Linked DNA regions of Mus musculus: regions 2, 3 and 4 are each linked to region 1. The links are chromatin contacts, found by Hi-C or POLR2A ChIA-PET in ENCODE. All regions are on one chromosome and are shown on one strand. The core of a region is the stretch at or near the end of the contact, and the rest is flanking DNA. Distances in the headings are between cores, read along the strand shown. Region 1 overlaps Tsks (testis-specific serine kinase substrate). Region 2 holds the start of Prr12 (proline rich 12). Region 3 holds the start of Il4i1 (interleukin 4 induced 1). Region 4 holds the start of Pnkp (polynucleotide kinase 3'- phosphatase).

Region 1 (4,329 bases), core at 1,365-3,864:
GGTGGTGTTGGTGGCAGTTGTGAACCACCATGTGTGGGAGCTGGGAATGGACCTGTGTCCTCTGGAAGAGCAGCCAGCCCTCTTAGCCACCGAGTCATCTCTCCAGCCCTCTCCACCACATTTTTAATTATTATTGTGTGAGAGAATGTGGGCACCTAAGTGTGGAGGCTGGAGGACAACTATCAGGAATGGATTCCCTCTCCTCCCACGCTGGGATACAGAGGTTGTAAGTTTGTCCGGCTGTCAGAACACTTTTATCCACTGAGCCAACTTTCTTTTTTGGGGGGTGGGGGGGTTCGAGACAGGGTTTCTCTGTATAGCCCTGGCTGTTCTGGAACTCACTTTGTAGACCAGGCTGGCCTCGAACTCAGAAATCTGCCTGCCTCTGCCTCCCGAGTACGAGTGCTGGGACTAAAGGCGTTTGCCATCATGCCCGGCCTTCTACCTTATTTTTTAAGACAGTCTCTCTTAGCCGGTCGTGGTGGTGCATGCCTTCAATCCCAGCACTCGGAAGGCAGAGGCAGGTGGATTTCTGAGTTCAAGGCCAGCCTGGTCTACAAAGTGAGTTCCAGGACAGCCAGGGCTATACAGAGAAACCCTGTCTCAAAAAATCAAAAAACAAACAACAACAACAACAAAAAGAGTCTCTCTCTCTTTTTTTTTTTTGGACAGGAGTTCCTTGATTCAGCTAGACTGACCAGTACAAACACTTTCCTAACTGTGCCCCTGGTGTTATGTTGCAGAGAACCCAGCCTTCCCACAGTGTGCTGGAAATGCACCAAGTTTCAAATACCAGTGCATCTAATCTTTGCTCTCCACAAGAAGCCAATTCTTACCATGTGGGAAGGGTGGAAAAGTTGTTCCCACAATGCAACCGGGCTCTCATTCTGCATCCCACGGGAATCCATCTCTCACAATGACAATGTGTGATCACACATGTCCTAAATGTGATCTGCAATGTAGGCATTACCCCTCCCCATACCTGGCACAGCGCGCACAGGGGCCTTGGGCAGACCGATCCAAGTTCAAGACATGGTCAGCTCCCCTCCGGGAGTTCTGAAGTTGCCGTCCCAGCTCCTCCAGAATGGGTTTTACTGGGCCCAGTGCCTCCAGTTCACTCCTCAGTGAGGCGACAGACACTGCTGACCTCTCCACCCTGAGGCAGGAGAGCAACCAATGTGGATAACTTGCAATATTCAGTATTATCCCAGCACCGGAAAGTCCTCCTCTTAATACTATAGACCTGCACGGCCTGGCTTGGATGGGTCTGTCTAACTCCACTGGGGATAGAAGCCAGAGCTTCTGCTAGGCAAATGCCGAGCCAAGCTCCCATTCCCTACGGGTGGATCTCAAGCAGGGACTCAGCTTCAAAGCTAAGCCCTTAACCCATAGCAGGGGTTGAGCCACACTGCCAGCCTCTCACTGGGTCACTTAGCCCACTGCTCAAGCCTTTTCCCTCAAGGATCCACCCTCCGATTACTTCTTTCCCATGGAGCCCACATCCCTTCAGCACCTGCTGAGCCCTTACATAGTGCACAACTCATCTGCTCGTCCTCGCAGCTCCTGCAAGCCCCTTGCGGACTGTGCCTGTTCCCGCTGCGCCCGCTCCCACTGGCCCAGGAAGCCATCCAGACGGCCGCCAAGGCCTCCCAGCAACCTCAGGGCCTCCTGCACTGCCCCCTCCTCCTGATGCCACCGGGCTGCCAGCGAGGACACCTCCCTCCTGCGAGGATCAGAAGGGAAGAAAGGGTTGGGTATAAGAGTTGACTATGCATGCTATCGTCGACCTCGCCCCAAATAGATCACCAACATTTTTTTCTTTACTTTTTTTGTTTTGGGTTTTTTTTTTTCTTTTCTTTTCTTTCTTTCTTTCTTTCTTTTTTTTTTTTTTTTTTTTTTTTTTTTTTTTTTTTTTGAGACAGGGTTTCTCTGTGTAGCCTTGGCTGTCCTGGAACTCACTCTGTAGACCAGGCTGACCTCGAACTCAGAAATTCACCTGCCTCTGCCTCCCAAGTGGGACCCACCTGGCCTTGTTTTGGTTTTTAAGACAGGGTCTGTTGCCGGTTGGTGGTGAGTGACACCTTTAATCCTAGCACTTGGGAGGCAGAGGCAGGCAGACCTCTGTGAGTTTGAGGGCCAGCCTGATCTACAGAGTGAGTTCCAGGACAGCCAGGGCTGCACAGATAAATCCTGTCTCGAAAACAAACAAAAAAGACATTCTTGTTTATTGTAGTCCAGGTTGTGCTGGCATTCTCTTTGTAGACTAGGCTGGCATCGAACTCACAAAGATCCTTCAGCCTCTGTCTCCCAGTGCTGGTATTAAAAGAATGCACCACTTTGCGTCCCCCACCCCACCTCTTTTCCTTTTTTGAGTGTACGAAGTTAGCCCGGTACCACCTATGCTATCACCCAATCCTCATCTAGGTTCTGCTTCTGTGCTCACACGTTTAGCTCCCCTAAGCCCCGCCCACATCAAGCTCTTCCAATTCTCATCCACCACTACCCCTCAAGGATTTACTCTGTCCGGTCCACCCAACCGCAAACAAACCCCGCCCACGCAGGCTCCAAGCTCCTCCTAGCTCCCGCCCTTTGTTCCACCTACGGCCTGATCCACCAATTTCCTTCAGTCCCGCCCACCTCAGCTCCTCCAGGCCGGTGGAGACCTTCTGCAACTCCTGCTCGCTCAGCGAGGGTCCCTCCCCTGTGCGGACTGCCATGCCCCAGCCACTGGAGGACAGGCCTCGCTGCCGCGGGGGTTCCTCGGGGCTGCCAGGAGGACCCGAGCAGCCCTGAATGGGAGTGGCAGGGCTCAGACCATGTCGGGAGAGGCCAGCCTCCAGTTTTTGCTCCAACTCCTGCAACTCGGCCTCCTGTCTCCGGGGCGTCTCATCCTGCAGTTGCTGCTGGAGGTATCTTAGCTTCTCCTGAGCAAGGGAGGGCAACGAATCAAGGTGTTCGGCACCTTACCACCTGCAGCTAACTACACCCCATGGATCCCCGAGATTGCAAAGTAGTGTAGAGAGAGGATAGTTGGGAAGTACGCGTGCAGTGTAACTGAACTCCTGCTTGTCTTTAGGAGAGGAGATAACATTTACTCTAAACTCTGTAGTGGCAGGCAACCTATCACTCCCTTCTCCTGCCCTGCCTGCCTAAAATCAGCCCCTGCCTCTTAGGGACCGCGACAAGCTTTCTCGGCGTTCCGTTGGAAAGTGAGCTAGCAGCAAGTCTTCATTCTAGACTAGACCCGGCCTACCCAGTCGTTTCAGGCTACACCCTTGAATAACTAAGCTTCCTCAGGCTCCACCCTGGTCCCACCCAGCGAGCCCTTTTGGCTCCTCCCGTGGGATGGGCCCCTCCTTCCCCTGAGAGCCAACTCCTTCAGCCAGGTCCCAAACCCTCCTCAGTTCACTGAAGGCTCTGGAGCCTCTACACCCCTGTCCTTGTCCACCATAGCTCCTCCAACCTCCATCCCGAGACTCCACCCAAACTTCTCACTAGTTTGGGACCCTCCACACCCTCGTACCTCCAGCAAGGCAGAGTTCTGCTTCAGGACATTGGTTTTGATTTCAGCGTCTTCCACTGAACGGGTCACCTTGCGGCAGTTCTCCTGGGTCAGGACATCAGGGCGGGGGCCCTGCCTTCCCATTCCGGTTCTGCCCCCCACCTTCAGCCTCTTTTTTTGCATCGCACCTGCCCTATGTAGGACGCACCCACTTCCCAACCAAGCTTCCTTCCTAACCAAGCCCGTACTGCAGTACCCCTTTGACCATCCCGCTTCTCCTGTGCTCTTTTTGTTTTAAATTTAAAAATTCAATAGATTTTTTTTTTTTTTGAAAACGTCTTATGAGCCGGGAGGTGATGGTGGCGGCGGCCGCGGCGCGCATGCCTTTAATCCCAGCACTTGGGAGGCAGACGCAGGCGGATTTATGAATTTGAGACCAGCCTGGTCTCCAGAGTTAGTTCCAGGACAGCCAGGGTTATAAAGAGAAACCCTGTCTTGAAAAAAAAAATCTTATATGAATGGGTATTTTGCCTGTGTATATGAATATACATATGTATATGTGCAACAGCGCAGGCAGTGCCCATGAAGGCCAGAAGAGAGTGACATTTTTTGATAGCCACGAGAGGGTCTCATGTACCCCGGTTTCCAAGTCGTTATATAGCTGAAAAGAATCTTGTACTTCCAAGTTCTGAGATCAAAGGTGTGCTACCACACTCAAGCCTGAACCCGGGGTTTCCTGAATGCTAGGCAAAGCCCTCTGCCCACTGAGCCACATCCCAAGCCCTCCACGGTCCCCGCTTTTCTCATCACTTTCTCCCCAAGCCATT
Region 2 (4,207 bases), core at 375-2,874, 100 kb before region 1:
ACTCAGAAATCCCCATGCCTCTGCCTCCCAAATGCTGGGATTAAAGGCGTGTGTGCCAACACCTCCCGACTGTAGGTTTCTTTTTATTCGTTTCTTTTAAAGTTTTCTTTTATGTGCCTGGTGCCGTCAAAGATCAGAAGAGGGTGTCGGCTCCTCCAGGACTGGAGTTACAGATGGTTGTGAGCAGCCATGTGGGTGCTGGAATTGGAACCTGGGTCCTCAGCAAGTTCAGCAAGTGTTTTAACCGCTGACCCCCTTGTCTCCAACTATAATGTAGGTTTTATACTAACCACACTTTTTCTGTTTCCAGGACCGGGCTCATCATCCCCTTGAGTCCTCAGACGCCTCAATCTCCACCCTTGCCCCCAGGCCTTCCCACCTATGAGCAGGCTTTAGCAGCCTCCGGGGTGCACGACGCACCTCCGCCCCCTTACTCCAGGTATGAGGCGGGGCTTCTGCCTGGGTGGTGCCAGAGGGAGGGGGGGGGAGAGGCAACGCGTGGGAGGGGCGTGTCCCCAAGGGCAGGGCTTGGTGCTTAGGAAAACCTACATAGGGCGGAGCTTGCAGGGGAGGGCGGACCCTACGCAATTGTCTATAGGGGCGTGGATCAGCCTTGCAAGAGTGCAGCTTTTGAGGAAGGTGGGGCTTGTGCCTACAGGATTGAGGATTGGCTGAGGCACCAAGGGCGGGTCGGTGTAGGCTCGGTGGAGGGGGCGGCTGGGATGTTTGACTCTGCACTCCCAACCCCCATCCCCGATAGCCTCAGAAGGCCTCACTGAAGACCTGCTTGCAGCGCGGGCTCCCTGAACTGTGCCCCTGATTCATAGCGGATTCCGGAAGTCGCCAGCTTCTTCGACGACTGGGCTTCAGTGTGTCCGTGGGGGAGTCAGGGTCGTCGGACCCGAGGTCTACCATGACACACGTGTTTCCGCCGGGCACGCATACACGCACGTCCCTGACCATCCTGTTGCCGAGTTGGTGCCCCCGGCCCTCCAGTGACCCCCCCCCACACTTCGTCTGAGCAGTGGCCCTGCCTCAGAATGGGCAGACCTTTTAGGAAACTCGGATCAGACGTGACTCGGCTGTCACTCCACTGGTGCCGCGGGGCACGTACGCGCAGGGAACCAGGCCCTTGCACACGCCTGACTTCGTGTATTTCCCCAGTCGGGCACATGGGCGGTTTGTAATCCAGTATAAAGGTGGGGGGCGCATTTGCAATGTGCTGTAAGCGGGGTGTCACGCTTGTGTTGCACCCGGGTAAATGGAGTTGATCTGAGCTGCCCTCTGCTTAAAAACCCTTTGGGAAAGGAAGGGGGGATGGAAGAAATAAAAAATTGAAACAATGAGAAAAAAATAAAAATGCAAAAGAACTGAGCCCCCTTTCTGGGCGCATTTGCGCGCGGTGGAACTGAATCTCTGTGTACAGGCGCTGTGCCCTACACCCCCAGGCTCCGCTGGTGCGCTCGCGCTCACTCGCTTACCCCCCCCCCCCGCCTCCCAGGCTCCGCTAGTGCTCGCTCGCGCTCTCTCTCTCTCTTTTTTTTTTTTTTTTACATTTGCACGGGATTGTGGGAGGAAGCGGAGCGCAGCCAGACACCCCGCCGCCCGCCCCCCTTCCCCTCCCCCCTCCCCCTGCCGCCTTGTGCAAAGATGGCTGCACCGTGAGCGCAGAGGAGGAGGAGGTGGCGGCGGCGGAGGCGAAAGAGCGAGCACCCAGCGCCCGCACCCACTCCGGGGCCGTCCGGGACGCCCCCTCCGGAGCGCGCGTCCCCTTCTCTCTTGCAAGCGCCGGGGCAAAGGCGGAGACAGCGGGGTCCCTCCTCCCCCCTTTCCCTCCTCCAGGGGGAACCCCCCCTCCTTGGCTCAGCGGCTGCACCCCTCCTTTGCCCGCCCCTCCGTCCCTGCCCCCTCCCTCCCCCGCCCGGGGCCTTCCCGGGCCTTCGGTGGCCGCAAAGAAAAAAAAAGAGAAAGGGAGGAAAAAAAGCAGCGGAGGGAGCGGCGGCGGAGGAGAGCGCGCGCGCTCCCCCTCCTTTCCCCCTCCCTCCCCCTCCCCCCAATTTCCACCGCGGCCAATTCATGGACAGGAACTACCCCAGCGCCGGCTTCGGGGACCCGCTCGGCGCCGGGGCGGGATGGAGTTACGAGAGGTCAGCGAAAGCTAGGTAAGGAGCTGAGGGGGACCTAGAGAAATGGGCCAAGAGGTGGGGGGATTCCTGCCTGGCCTGGGCCTGGGGCCCGCTCGGCAACGCGTGCATCGCCAACTCCCCCTCCGATTTTTGCAAGGGAGCGGCCTTCTTTGGGTTTGTAACAACGCCGCCGCCCCAGTTTGCAAATTGCAAACTCCGCCAAAGCCAGCTCCTGCTTGCAAAAGAGAGAAACGAAGCAGGCAAGGCGCAAAAACAAATTCGAACCGGGAAGGCCTTGGGAAGATGGGAAGGGTTGGCGAAGCAAGGCCTGGACTTGCCCCCCATCTTTGGATTCCCGGCGTGCTGACCCCTCCCCCCGGGCGCCCCTGGCTCTGCAACTGCAAAGGTGGGAGGAAAAGAGAATCAGCTCGCAGACCTGGGGGGCTGCACCCCCTCCCAGGTCCTATTGTTCCGGGGCTGCAGGAGGCCGGGCCACTCGGTCCCTCCCCCCTCCAAGAAATTCCCCGCGCAGAGTGGGCAAGGGGCCCCGCCCCCTTCTTAAACTAGAATTCTGTGTGTTTGGGGGGGTCCTGAGATTAGGGACACGCCCCCTTCTGCTCCCCACCTTGCTCAAAGCTGTGAATCCTGGTTGATGGCGCGCTGTTTGCCCTCTGGTGCAAGGCCACGGATTTGGGCCCTTTCTGGAACAGAGTCGTGTCTCTTCCCCGTTTGTGTTTGTGTGTGTGAGCGTGGGCCCTGTGCACGCGTGGCTAGCCGCGTGTTCACCCGTGAACCTGCCTCTTGTAGTTTAATCTGTGTCCTCACTCTTCACCTGCCCTTCACCCTCCTCCCCCTCCACACTTAGCTTTCCCCAGCGTGTATAAATTTTTAGAGTGGGACTTCACACTCGGGACCTTTTCTTTTGCACGGGTGAATTGAACTCCTGTTTGTACACGCATCTGGCTTCACTTAGGCCGGTGCATTTGAACCTCAGCCCCTAGGGATGCAACGAATTCGTGTCAGGACTTGTACCTGGGACTTTCCCTGTGTCCTGTCCCCTCCCCACCTTCTCCCCTTGCCATTTGGGACACAAGCTACCTCCTGCTCCTGGCCTGGCTGGATTCCTTTCCTAATTCAGGGTCCGTGTCGTTTCAGCGGGTCTTGGGTTGTCCGTGCGTCCTTGCAGTGTTGGACCTTTCGTTCTGTTGTGGCATGGGAGGACTTCAAGGGAGGACCACACCTTTCACGTTGACTATTTGCTTCCCCTGACTTTCTCCGTCCCCAGTGTGTCCTCGCATGCCCGTGTTTGCAAACGTGGGACTCTTAAGTGCTCCAGAATGACATTTTTTAACCCCCTCCCCCGCCATGGGATGACTGGATTCCCTAGTGTTATCTCTGGGTTCTTTGGAGTAACACCTCCATTCAGTTGAGAAGCCCCTCCTAGCCCCCTTCCCAGAGGATAGCTTGAGAGAATACTCTGACATCTCTCTCTTGCTCCCAGCTTGGTCTACGGCAGCTCCCGGACTTCCCACCCAGAAACCGACATCTTGCATCGCCAGGCCTATGCGGCCCCCCACCCACTACAAAGCTATGCCACCAACCACCACCCTGCAGGTATGGGCTCCCATCCTGGAGGGCTGGGGCAAGTCTGCCCTTTAAGATATCTGATTGGTTGCTGAAAGTTCCGCCCCTGCTAATTGGCCTTGCTCTGGGTCCTGGACCTCTTTTTGCCACTTCTCCTCTGATTGGTTGCCTCTGAGGCCTTATCTCACGCCGGATTTGTCAGGCCCGTCATGGCTCCGCCCCTCTGCCTCCTATTGGCTGTTACCCATCAGGGCCCCCCCCCCCAAATCCCACCTTCTCTTCCAGGCTTTTCCTTTCCCTCCAGCCCACCCCTAGTCTTTTCTTTCCCCGTGGGATTCTCTTGGCTGGTCGTCTCCTTTTTCTTTCCTATTGACTCCAGTTATTTAGCCCTCCCCCTTTTGCTTAGAGTAACCTCATCCCCCACCTTGTCCTTGCTGCCCACACCTCTGAATTTTAAATCGGTGCAGTCTGCCCAGGCTGCCCTTGTTGTCCCCTTC
Region 3 (4,663 bases), core at 1,147-3,646, 120 kb after region 1:
CCTGGCATTTAGTGATCTTTGAGCTCCTTCCAAACATGGCCTCCAGCCTCTTTACCTAGACCTCCTTGTCATGGGTAAGGTGGAAGTCGAGGATACAGACTTAGGGGTGATGGATGAGGAAGGTTGGGTTCCAGGAGCAGAGGAGGGTATGCCTGGATCACCAGGTGGACTAAGGAGAGGGAAAGCTGGTCTGGCTCATGGGCCTGAGAGGCACTGGGGAGGTACATGGAGTTGTAGGCAGGATCATCTGGATGGAAAGATCCTTTTGGGACACGAAAAGAGGGTGATGTCTGACAGCACTGTCCGAGTCAAGCAGATGGGGACACAGAGTAGCAGTGTTGCTGGAGGGTCCTGGGAGTGAGTGCCAGGGGCTACAGTAGTGGGTGAGCTGGAGGGATGGAGAAAACACCCGCTAGCCATCAGCAGACGTGATAGTAGTAGACACAAGACTCTTGGGGGCAGGGCTGAGCTCTGCAGGAAAGCCGGTGGCCACCTTGTTGAGTGCCATCTGGTAGATGTCCTCTGGGGAATGGCCCCTTTCCCTGTTGTTCAGGTTGTAGCCCAGCTTTTCTGGCATCTTCTCCACCACATAGTTTCGCAGCTTCACATTATGCACCTCCGTCCACGTGTTCTCATCATACTGTGTGAACTGAGTCAGGTTGAGGCCCAGGGTCCTGCAGAGCTTGTGCAAGATCCTAGAAGTGGGAGGCTGCTTGAGAGAGGCCTGGCCTGGCACCATAAGAGGGCCACTGGAGATGGGCATCAGACTACTCACTGGGGACCTGAGGGCTGGCTCAGGAGTCGGGGTGGGGATAGGGGCAGAGCTCAGGCAGCTTGCAGGCTAGGGCACTGATCACCCGGGCTCTCCGGAAGGCATTACTGAGGGGTGTGAGTGGAAGTAAGGTCTAGACCCAACTTTTGACTGGGTGGGAATAGGGGTGAAACTGGAGATGAGTTGGAGGTGTAGCTTGAAGCCCAAAGTTCTATAAGCATTACCTCAAAACACAGATACTGGTGCCTGGACTGGGGATAGAGCTTGCTTCTGGTTGAGCCCAGACCAAGAATGAGGCTGGGATTGGCTGAGCCTGAATCTGGGACGGGAGTTGGCAAAATGTGGGAGTGGGTATGGAACTGGGCTCTGGCTAAACCTTGGTGTAGAGGTGGGGCTCTGCTGCCTGGGTAGGTGGGACCTCACCTGTGAGAGCTGGGCATTCGCATGGCCCCAAGCTCCCCTATCCAGCCTGTCTTCTCATCCCGGAAAGTGAAGATACGGCCCCCAATCCTGTTATCTGCCTCCAGGATGGTGACCTAAAGAAAAGCGGCCAACAGGGACCTCAGCTCCCTCACTACATTCCCACTAGCCCCTGCCTGTCTTGCCCCCAATAGTAAAGGACACCTAGAATAGAAGGGCCTTTCTTCTGGGTAGGAGGGGCTGCTCGGAAAGAAAGGTCTCAAGACTGTAGCAGGAAGACTAGCAGATGGACTGTAGAGGGACTTCCCAGCTTAAGGCAGGAAGAGGGGGATTTCCTAGTTTGTACAGAAGAGTTGGGGCTGGCCCAATCTCATTCCTAGGGTTAGGTGAGGGATACTCTCCCTTGAGGATTTCTCAGGCCCCTTACCTCCAAATCCCCATCTCAACTCTTGACAGTTACATTAAGAAGAGGAAGTAGGCCTTCCCTCCAGGACGGGTAAGTGGAGTGCAGTGGGTCAATGAAATGGGGGCTCTAGGAAAGGGTAGCTTCTCTCCGTCACACTACCCAGGACTCCCCACCAGCAGCAGGAAAGGCTCCCTGAGGACTACAGGCAGCACTTCTCACCTTGTGTCCTGCATCACTGAGCATCTTGGCTGCTACCAGCCCTGCCACGCCTGCACCAACCACTACCACCTTCTGGGGCTTCGAAGTCCGATTGAGGCCCAAGGTCACCACCTTGAGTAGCTGCTCATAATCGTGGTCCTCCATACACTTCTCAATAGGGTTCAAGCTGGAGGCTGCCTTCCAGTCCAGAGAGCCTGCCAGACCAAGGAGGGTGGCCGCCAGGACAAGACGCAGGGCTGGCAAAAGGACAGGGTCAGCACATAGGCACCAGAAGTGCAGGAGTCAGCCGTAACCCCAGCACTCCCTCCTCCTCTTGGCTGCTCACTTACCCAGCCCAGCCATGGCTCAAGTGGCAGCTGCTGTCTGAGTGAAGAAGTAGGGGGTCAATGTGGTGGGGCCAGGGATCCCCAGCCTGTCTCCCTCCTTCCTCTCTGGGCATGTATTTCCCCAGACCTAATCTTGACCATTATGGCCTGGCTCCCTCCCCTCCTGCTTTCCAGCCTTGGGTTCTGGGTTCCAGTCATTGCCACCACCCTCCATGTAGCTCTACCTTCAGCTCTCTTGGGCAGGACTGCAGAGCAGAGCCTCTGCGACTCTCCCCTTAAAAGTAGCCAGCCCCGCCCACTCACCTCCCTCGGGAATTAAAAGTGCTTTCCTGAGCTAGGGTCAGATGCTGGGGGAGGTGATGGGAATAAATATCACAGGAGGAAGTAACTCAGTCTATTTTTCTTCTTCCTGCTTCAAATAGCTTTGGGGAAGCTGGGGGTGGGGACTACCCACCCAGGTGGCAGTGTTGATGGTGGACCCTGTGCTCTAGGCTTCTTGGACTTTTGTCTTGGGTCTGCCCATCCCCTCCCCATCTCTCCAAGAATGTCTGTATGAAATGGGCACACACAAGTCTGGGGCCTTTCACATTTGAAGCCCATATAGGCCTACTCATGTCACATGGTCCAGCACAATGGCAGGAATGGAGCCAGGTCAGGGCCTGCATATAGCACCTGGCCAGGTCCAGAACCTGTTTGCTGCAGCTGCAGGAACATGGGCAGGACTGGTTGGTGATGGCTAAGTGGCCACTTGTCCTTTGTCCTTCCTGCTTTGTCTTAAGTACTGCTGGGCAGCAGACTCTAGACTGACACCTCAGAGAAATGACCCTAGAAGCCTCTGCCAAAACTGGTGAGGTGAGGCAACAGGATGCAGGGGGTTTTCCTTGGGGTTGGGGAGAAGATGGGTTAGGAGAACAGCTAGGGTGGGAAATCACAGAGAGCGCAGGCTGGGGAACTCCAGAGCCCATTAAGTAGATGGTGGTTGGTGTATATGTGTGCTCTGTGGCAAGTGCAGTCATGCAGGCTGGAGACCTCAGGTCAGGCAGAACTCTGGCACAGTACTTGGTCTCAGTCTTACAGAGGAACTGACAGTCCTGGGAGGAGGGTGGAGTGGGCAACATCTGCTTCACAGCCTGGAATTTATTTTGGCTCTTTGAGATAGTTTCTCTGTGTACCCCTTGGCTGTCCTGGTATCAGAGATCCACCTGCCTCTGCCTCCATTGTGTGGGGATTAAAGGTGTGTGCCATTACATTTCAACTTATTTATAGACAGGATTTCATTCTGTATACCAGGCTGGCCTCAAACTCCCTATGACCCCCTCCCTTCCCTGAAGACAAGAATACCAGCAGCATCTGTTGCCAGTGCTCCTCCTCAGCTTCTGGAGTTCATTCTGCACCAGTAAGACAGCCCTAAGTTGCCATGGTAAGAGTAAAGGTAGGCCTGGCATACAGGGACTACAGCTTTGAATTTTAAAAGTTTTCACTTATGTGGTTGAGTTTTGCCTTTATGAATGTTTATGTACCATGTTTATGTCTGTCTGTTGCCCAAAGAGGCCAGAGAAGGACATTGGATCTGCTGGCATGGAAGTGACCAGTGGTTGTGAGCTCCCAGGAAGGTCTTGGAAATTAAGCCCTGGTTCTCTGGAAGAACAGTCAGTGTTCCTAACCCTTGAAGCACGTCTGGCCTCAAGAGAACACTTCTGGGTCCCTGGTCAGAGATCGGAGCTACACCTGTTCCCCTAGGAAGCTCTGAGGAGCAAACAGAATGGATTCAGGTATTGTTGCCAAATCCCAAGCTAGTGATGCTATGTGTGACCACATGTATTTATCATCCCAGTCTATCCCCATGATCAGGAGAGTTCAAGGCCAGCTTGGGCTACAATGAGACCCTACCTCAAAAATATAAATATTTAAAACTCCCAAATCCCATGTTAGTGCCAATGGTATTATTGAATGTAAATCAGGAGTGCCGAGGGTTGGGGCACCATTGGGATAGACTCCTTTCCTGGCTATGCTGAGGTCCTGGGAACAAGGCAGGGCATGGAATCAGAAGCTAGGAGCAAGCAAGTAAGTGTCCTGCAACAAAGGCAGGACCCCAGACACTAGTGTGTACATTTGTGACACACCCACCAGCTGTTGCTGGCTTTGGGAAACCCAGCTTCATTATGGGCCTTTTAGGTAGAAATGGTCTTTGGGGATCCCCTGCCCATTGTGGCTTGTATCCAATCCACAGAAACAGTGCCACATCCCGGCAGGCGGTGCCTCCCATGAATCCTAGGGGCAGGGATAGTGGGAGGGGCTCTGGGACCTAACTGCATAGCTTTCAGTCTGAAGTCTAGTGGATTGAATTCAGTGTCACCAAAGGAGGGGGTAGGGTGACCCAGGCCTGGACAGGAACAGAGCAATTGTGGCCTCCACCCTGCCTCCCTACCCCAGAAAGGGGACACTCACTGCATGGTGGTCTTTGTGGGGCTCTCCTGGCGCCCATGGCCTTGCTGGTCAGCCTGGAACTGAGGTCATCCT
Region 4 (4,552 bases), core at 1,653-4,152, 96 kb after region 1:
CTGTCTCAACCCAGGCATGTGTATGCATGTGTCCGCGCACACACACACACACACTCACACACACGCGCACACACGCACACACAGGCTCCCACACCCACACACCTTGTAGCCTTCAGCAGCCAGCTCCTGGAGCTTCTTTGGAATCTCTGGGTACAGAATCCTAAGGTGGACGGGAAGTAGCAGGTGACTTGTGATCTAAAGAACTCTGGGCACCCAGCCCAGCCGCCTCCCATGTCCCACCTCACCTCCAGTCACTAGGGCTAGTGGGGAAGACCTTTCCAGAGCGGGTGGTGATGAGGGTCCCATCTAGGTCAAAGGCAGCCACCTGGTATCACCAACAGGGACAACAATACTGTCACCTCTGACCTTCCTTACAGGCTTACTGTCTTCCTTTTCAAGTCAAGGGTTTCTCTGTGTAGCCTTGGCTGTCTTGGAACTCACTCTACAGACCAGACTGGCTTTGAACTCACAGAGATCTGCCTCCCTCTGCCTCCCAGGTATAGGGACTGAAGGCGTGTACCTGGAGACACCAGCCTTTAAATACCAGTATTATCCTTCTGTGTCCTCTGCCCTCCACTTCCAGTTTGTTTGTTTTTTTTTTTTTAGTAGGAACCAGTGTCTCACAAATCCTTTTTCTCTGAGCATCTCCTTGGAGAACTAACAGCCCAGAAGGAGCAAAGGGCTTTGTTGGAAGAGTTGGAGAGATGGCTCAGTGGTTAGACTCAGTGGTTAGGAGCACACAAATGTCAGATGGCCCATAACTGCCTGTAACTACAGCTCCAGGGCACCCAATGCTCTGTGGCCTCTGCAGCCACCTGCATACAGTACACAGAAAATCATGCAGGCTCATATCAATTCTTTTTTTTTTTTTTTTTTGATTTTTGTTGTTGTTGTTTTTTTTTTCGAGACAGGGTTTCTCTTTATAGCCCTGGCTGTCCTGGAACTCACTTTGTAGACCAGGCTGGCCTCGAACTCAGAAATCCGCCTGCCTCTGCCTCCCGAGTGCCAGGTCATATCAATTCTTAAAAAAACAAACCTCACTGTTGGCTGAGTGGCCACAGGAAACTAGGCCGTGAATTTTCTGTGGCCTCATTTCAGAGTGATCCAAGAAAGGTCACCACTGATTACAGGGCCTGACCTGTACCCTGTACCTCAGTGGTGGCGGCACCACTGGGGTCTCAGTCTTCTCTGCACAGAACAGTTGAGGCTCAGGAACTTTGATAAGACTAGCTCAGGGCTGCACAGGAAACTTTACATTAACTGGCTAGCCTGGGTGGCAGCAGGGGTGGCGGCCTCACCTTGCCCTGGGGCTTCACCCCAGACGCTGTGAACACCAGTAACTTCTTTAAGCTCTCCCAGCCAAGAGAGGATTTCCGAACTCGCTTTTTCTGAGGCTCAGTATCCTCTCCCTCCTCCGGATCCCCAGGAGTGTCTGGTGGAGCATCTGGCTGGGATCCTGATGTGCTGAGCTCTTCCCAACGCAGGGTCAGGGGATATAGGCCATTAACCAGATAAAGGACATCCCCCAAGCTTAGAGAGCCAGACAGTCCTGGCTTCAACTCCTGGACCCCAACAGTTGACGGGTTAACACCCAGCTGCAGACAAAGGAGGAGCTAGGGTTGGCACCACCCCGCCCCACCAAATCCAATACCTTAGCTCCCAATCAATTTTTAATCTTCCCACCTATTCACTTCGTGTGGCCAGTCAGAACTTTGAAAGGTTAGTGGCTTCTAGTCTGGCACGGTGTTAAAGCGGAAAGCTGACCAGCCTTCTGAAGGGTTGTCATCTACCCGGCCCCTCTCCCAAGTCCTTGCTACCCGCTGCCAAGACACTGGTACCTGTTTCACTGCCACTGTCCGGCTTTCAGGGTCTGCAATCAGCTCCACTGAGGGTAAGGGGGTGGAGTCAGGGTTTACATCACGTACAGGGGCGTGGCCAACTACAGTCTACTACTAGGACTTAAGTAAGAGAGGCACTTTCTCCCTAGGACTTAAGTAAGAGAGGCACTTTCTCCCTTCCTTCCTCAATCCCCCAACACAGGTAGCCCAGGATAGCCTTGAACTCGCTACATACTAGCGGCTGGGCTTGAACTGATTCTCATGCCTCTACCACCCAATTCTCTGGATGACAGGGGTGTCTGCCCCCCCCCCCCCCCCCCGAGCCAGTTTATTCCTCAATAATAACAGGTACTTCGGAGTCCCTAGGATTGCTAGAGACACGGACTTGTCCAGAACAGGTATTTTTTTTATCTGTAGGGTCTGCTTTGTCCCATGAGATACATGGGGTAGACCGAGGTCTTGGGCATGGCTTGATGCATCACCGCCTGATGTAGCCTGCCCAGCGACCGTCTCTCTGTTGTCCTTCTCCCCTCCGGTGACAATCTCCCAGATCCTCTCTGTCCCTCCCATAATGCCTCGTCTTGCTTCTGGCTAGGCATAGGCTCCCCTGCTTCCTTCCAATCCCACTCTGCAGCAGTTCCATTCCCGTGCCCACCTTGGTTTCGGGAGCACTTCCGGTCCGTCACTTGGGTCAGGGGTCCCCGACCGAGGACCAGGGCTTGGCCATCCGACGGCAGGAATATAGGGGGCGGCCCACCGGTGGGGCTCTGCAGCCACAGGCGGCCCCGGGATCCAAGCTGTGACATCCTCGGATGCTGTGAAGGGGAACAGAATCACAGTGGAGCTTGCTCAGCAGCCGGCAACCCACCCGCCACCGGAAGTTCTGCTTTCCCAATGCGAGCCACACCGGAAATTCCGCCCCTTGCCCATGGGCGGGTTCGACGTTTCCCAAGCTACCACAACGGTTCCAATGCGCAGTGAGGATTGCATATAGGTAGAGTCACTTCTGAATTCATTCCAAAGCTCATCTATGCTATGGGAAAGACTGTTCGAAAATTTGGCTCCTCCCACGGCGCATGCGCAGTCCTGACTCGCTTGAGGCGCTCTGAGCCAGAGCGGATAGGGGTCACTCGCATCCATAGTCACTTGATCCCTACGCTAGAGTTACTTGTTTTTGTTTTGATTTTCTTGTATGTATGTATGTATGTATGTATGTATGTATGTATGTTTTAGTGAGACAGGTTCTCAGGATGTAGCCTTGTTAAAATTCTTTCCTAGGCATGGTGGCACATGAGTTTAATATTAATCCTAGTACTTGGGAGGCAGAGGCAGGCAGAGCCCAGCCTGGTCTACATAGTAAGATTCTGCCCCCACCGCAAAAATAAAATAAAGAGGAAGTTGCTCTCCTGGGGAAGACCTAAAAAATGCCTACCCTTCTCCAAAGGCCTGAAGTATATATAACCTGAAATATGATTCCACCACAGAGCATTCTGGGGAAGCCGACTATATTGGGCTTGCAGAGCATAGGTGGTGGTGGTTGTGTTGCTACCTGCAAAAAAACACACGGGGCAGTTTTCATCTAGCAGAAATGAAGCCTCATTTCATACTGCACAGACAGAGCCCTTCCCTTCCCTTCCCCCTCACCAGTATCCTCTAGCCCCTCCCCAAACCACAGGCAACTAGGGCAAAATTGCATATAGTTGCTTGTGAGGAACAGCTGGGTACTAAGGTCAGGGTCCCATGACCTTGCCTCCCCTTCTATGAGCGAAATCAAAAAGTCCGGCTGCAGTTATCTTTCAGCCCAGACAAGTTTTTTTTTTTTTTTTTTTTTTGGCGTGTATGTTAATCCACCATACACCCAAACTGGGCTCAAATTTCGGGATCTGTCTGTCTTCCAAATATTAGTATTAAAATAGAGCTCTACAGACAGGTTGGCAGCGCACGTCTTTCATTCTAAAACTGGGGAAGTGGAGGCAGAGGCAGGCAGATCTCAGTTTAGTGACAGCTTGGTCTTCAGAAGGGCTCCAGGACAACCAGGGCTACACAGAGAAACCCTATCTTGAAAAACACGCTCTAAAAGCTGGGGGGGGGGAGAGGAAGGAAGAAAATGCCATCACACTTGGCCATTGATGGGTTGTTTTACTTTTTGATACCAGGGGATTCACCTGCTCCTGTCTCCCAAGTGCTAGAATTAGAGGTGTGCGCCACTGCTCACGGTTTTTTTTGTTCTTTGAGGCATGGTCTCAAAAAGTCTAGACTGACGTGAACACCTGTGCCTCCTTAAACCCATCTCCCTGCTGATGGAATGACAGATGTGCGCCTTCATCATTCCTCTGCGTAGCAGCGGAAACAAACCAGCTTGTCCTTAGCATTTGAAGCGCATAGCATCACTATACACTCTTCCTTTGCTTCTATGATGCCGGTCCCTTTGCAATAAAGTGGGAAAATCGCTTCTAATTCTGGGACAAATACGCTAAAGCTCGGTATGATGGGGCAGATTGGAAATCCCAGCACAAAAACTGAAGAGAAAGGCTGGGCTACAAAGTGAAATCATCCCAAAAAGCAAAGTAACAAAAGGGAGGCAATCCATATTAATATTAATAGTGTGAAGGTGACAGTCCTCTAGCCCCTCTAGCCCCCTTTCTCATCTTTGGATGTTGGGAAATGGAGATTCCCTGGTTTGCCTTTCTACCGCTCCCACAGTTACGCCCCCA

What was found. A loop is a pair of places that touch in the nucleus more often than their neighbours do. ChIA-PET counts read pairs that join two places held with the same protein, here RNA polymerase II (POLR2A).
Region 2: POLR2A ChIA-PET joins it to region 1 with 17 read pairs in embryonic stem cell. The contact joins the promoter of Prr12 here to the enhancer-like site in region 1. POLR2A ChIA-PET finds 5 or more read pairs at or near these places in 3 of 5 experiments (Patski and embryonic stem cell).
Region 3: a map of v-Abl transformed pro-B cells shows a loop between it and region 1 (2.3-fold over the local background). The contact joins the promoter of Il4i1 here to the enhancer-like site in region 1. A Hi-C loop is called at or near these places in 1 of 37 maps with a recorded cell type or tissue (v-Abl transformed pro-B cells). POLR2A ChIA-PET finds 5 or more read pairs at or near these places in 3 of 5 experiments (all embryonic stem cell).
Region 4: a loop to region 1 is called in a map of CH12.LX, with 2.1 times the contacts of the local background. The contact joins the promoter of Pnkp here to the enhancer-like site in region 1. A Hi-C loop is called at or near these places in 1 of 37 maps with a recorded cell type or tissue (CH12.LX). POLR2A ChIA-PET finds 5 or more read pairs at or near these places in 4 of 5 experiments (Patski and embryonic stem cell).

The regions. Positions count from the first base shown.
Region 1 is chr7:44,951,141-44,955,469 of GRCm38, reverse strand. Tsks (testis-specific serine kinase substrate) reads right to left here. Exons shown (of 11, transcript NM_011651.2): 5 at 3,524-3,634; 6 at 2,638-2,924; 7 at 1,529-1,723; 8 at 983-1,156. Among named protein-coding and RNA genes, the nearest start is that of Tsks, 10 kb to the right of the region's middle. Within about 2 kb of position 2,614, at least 1 of the 3 ENCODE cell types and tissues checked has a DNase peak (open chromatin) inside an H3K27ac peak, as active enhancers do.
Region 2 is chr7:45,050,751-45,054,957 of GRCm38, reverse strand. It overlaps Prr12 (proline rich 12), which reads left to right and starts at 1,624. Exons shown (of 14, transcript NM_175022.3): 1 at 1,624-2,162; 2 at 3,628-3,740. The coding sequence starts at 2,077. It overlaps Prrg2 (proline-rich Gla (G-carboxyglutamic acid) polypeptide 2), which reads left to right. Exons shown (of 7, transcript NM_022999.1): 6 at 311-439; 7 at 761-1,354. The coding sequence ends at 779.
Region 3 is chr7:44,834,021-44,838,683 of GRCm38, reverse strand. It overlaps Il4i1 (interleukin 4 induced 1), which reads right to left and starts at 2,396. Exons shown (of 8, transcript NM_010215.3): 1 at 2,368-2,396; 2 at 2,147-2,180; 3 at 1,818-2,053; 4 at 1,196-1,308; 5 at 494-695. The coding sequence starts at 2,159. It overlaps Il4i1b (interleukin 4 induced 1B), which reads right to left. Exons shown (of 9, transcript NM_001171024.1): 3 at 4,592-4,663; 4 at 1,818-2,053; 5 at 1,196-1,308; 6 at 494-695. The coding sequence starts at 4,628.
Region 4 is chr7:44,855,496-44,860,047 of GRCm38, reverse strand. Pnkp (polynucleotide kinase 3'- phosphatase) reads right to left here and starts at 2,902. Exons shown (of 16, transcript NM_021549.3): 1 at 2,494-2,902; 2 at 1,839-1,885; 3 at 1,299-1,595; 4 at 246-325; 5 at 103-160. The coding sequence starts at 2,644.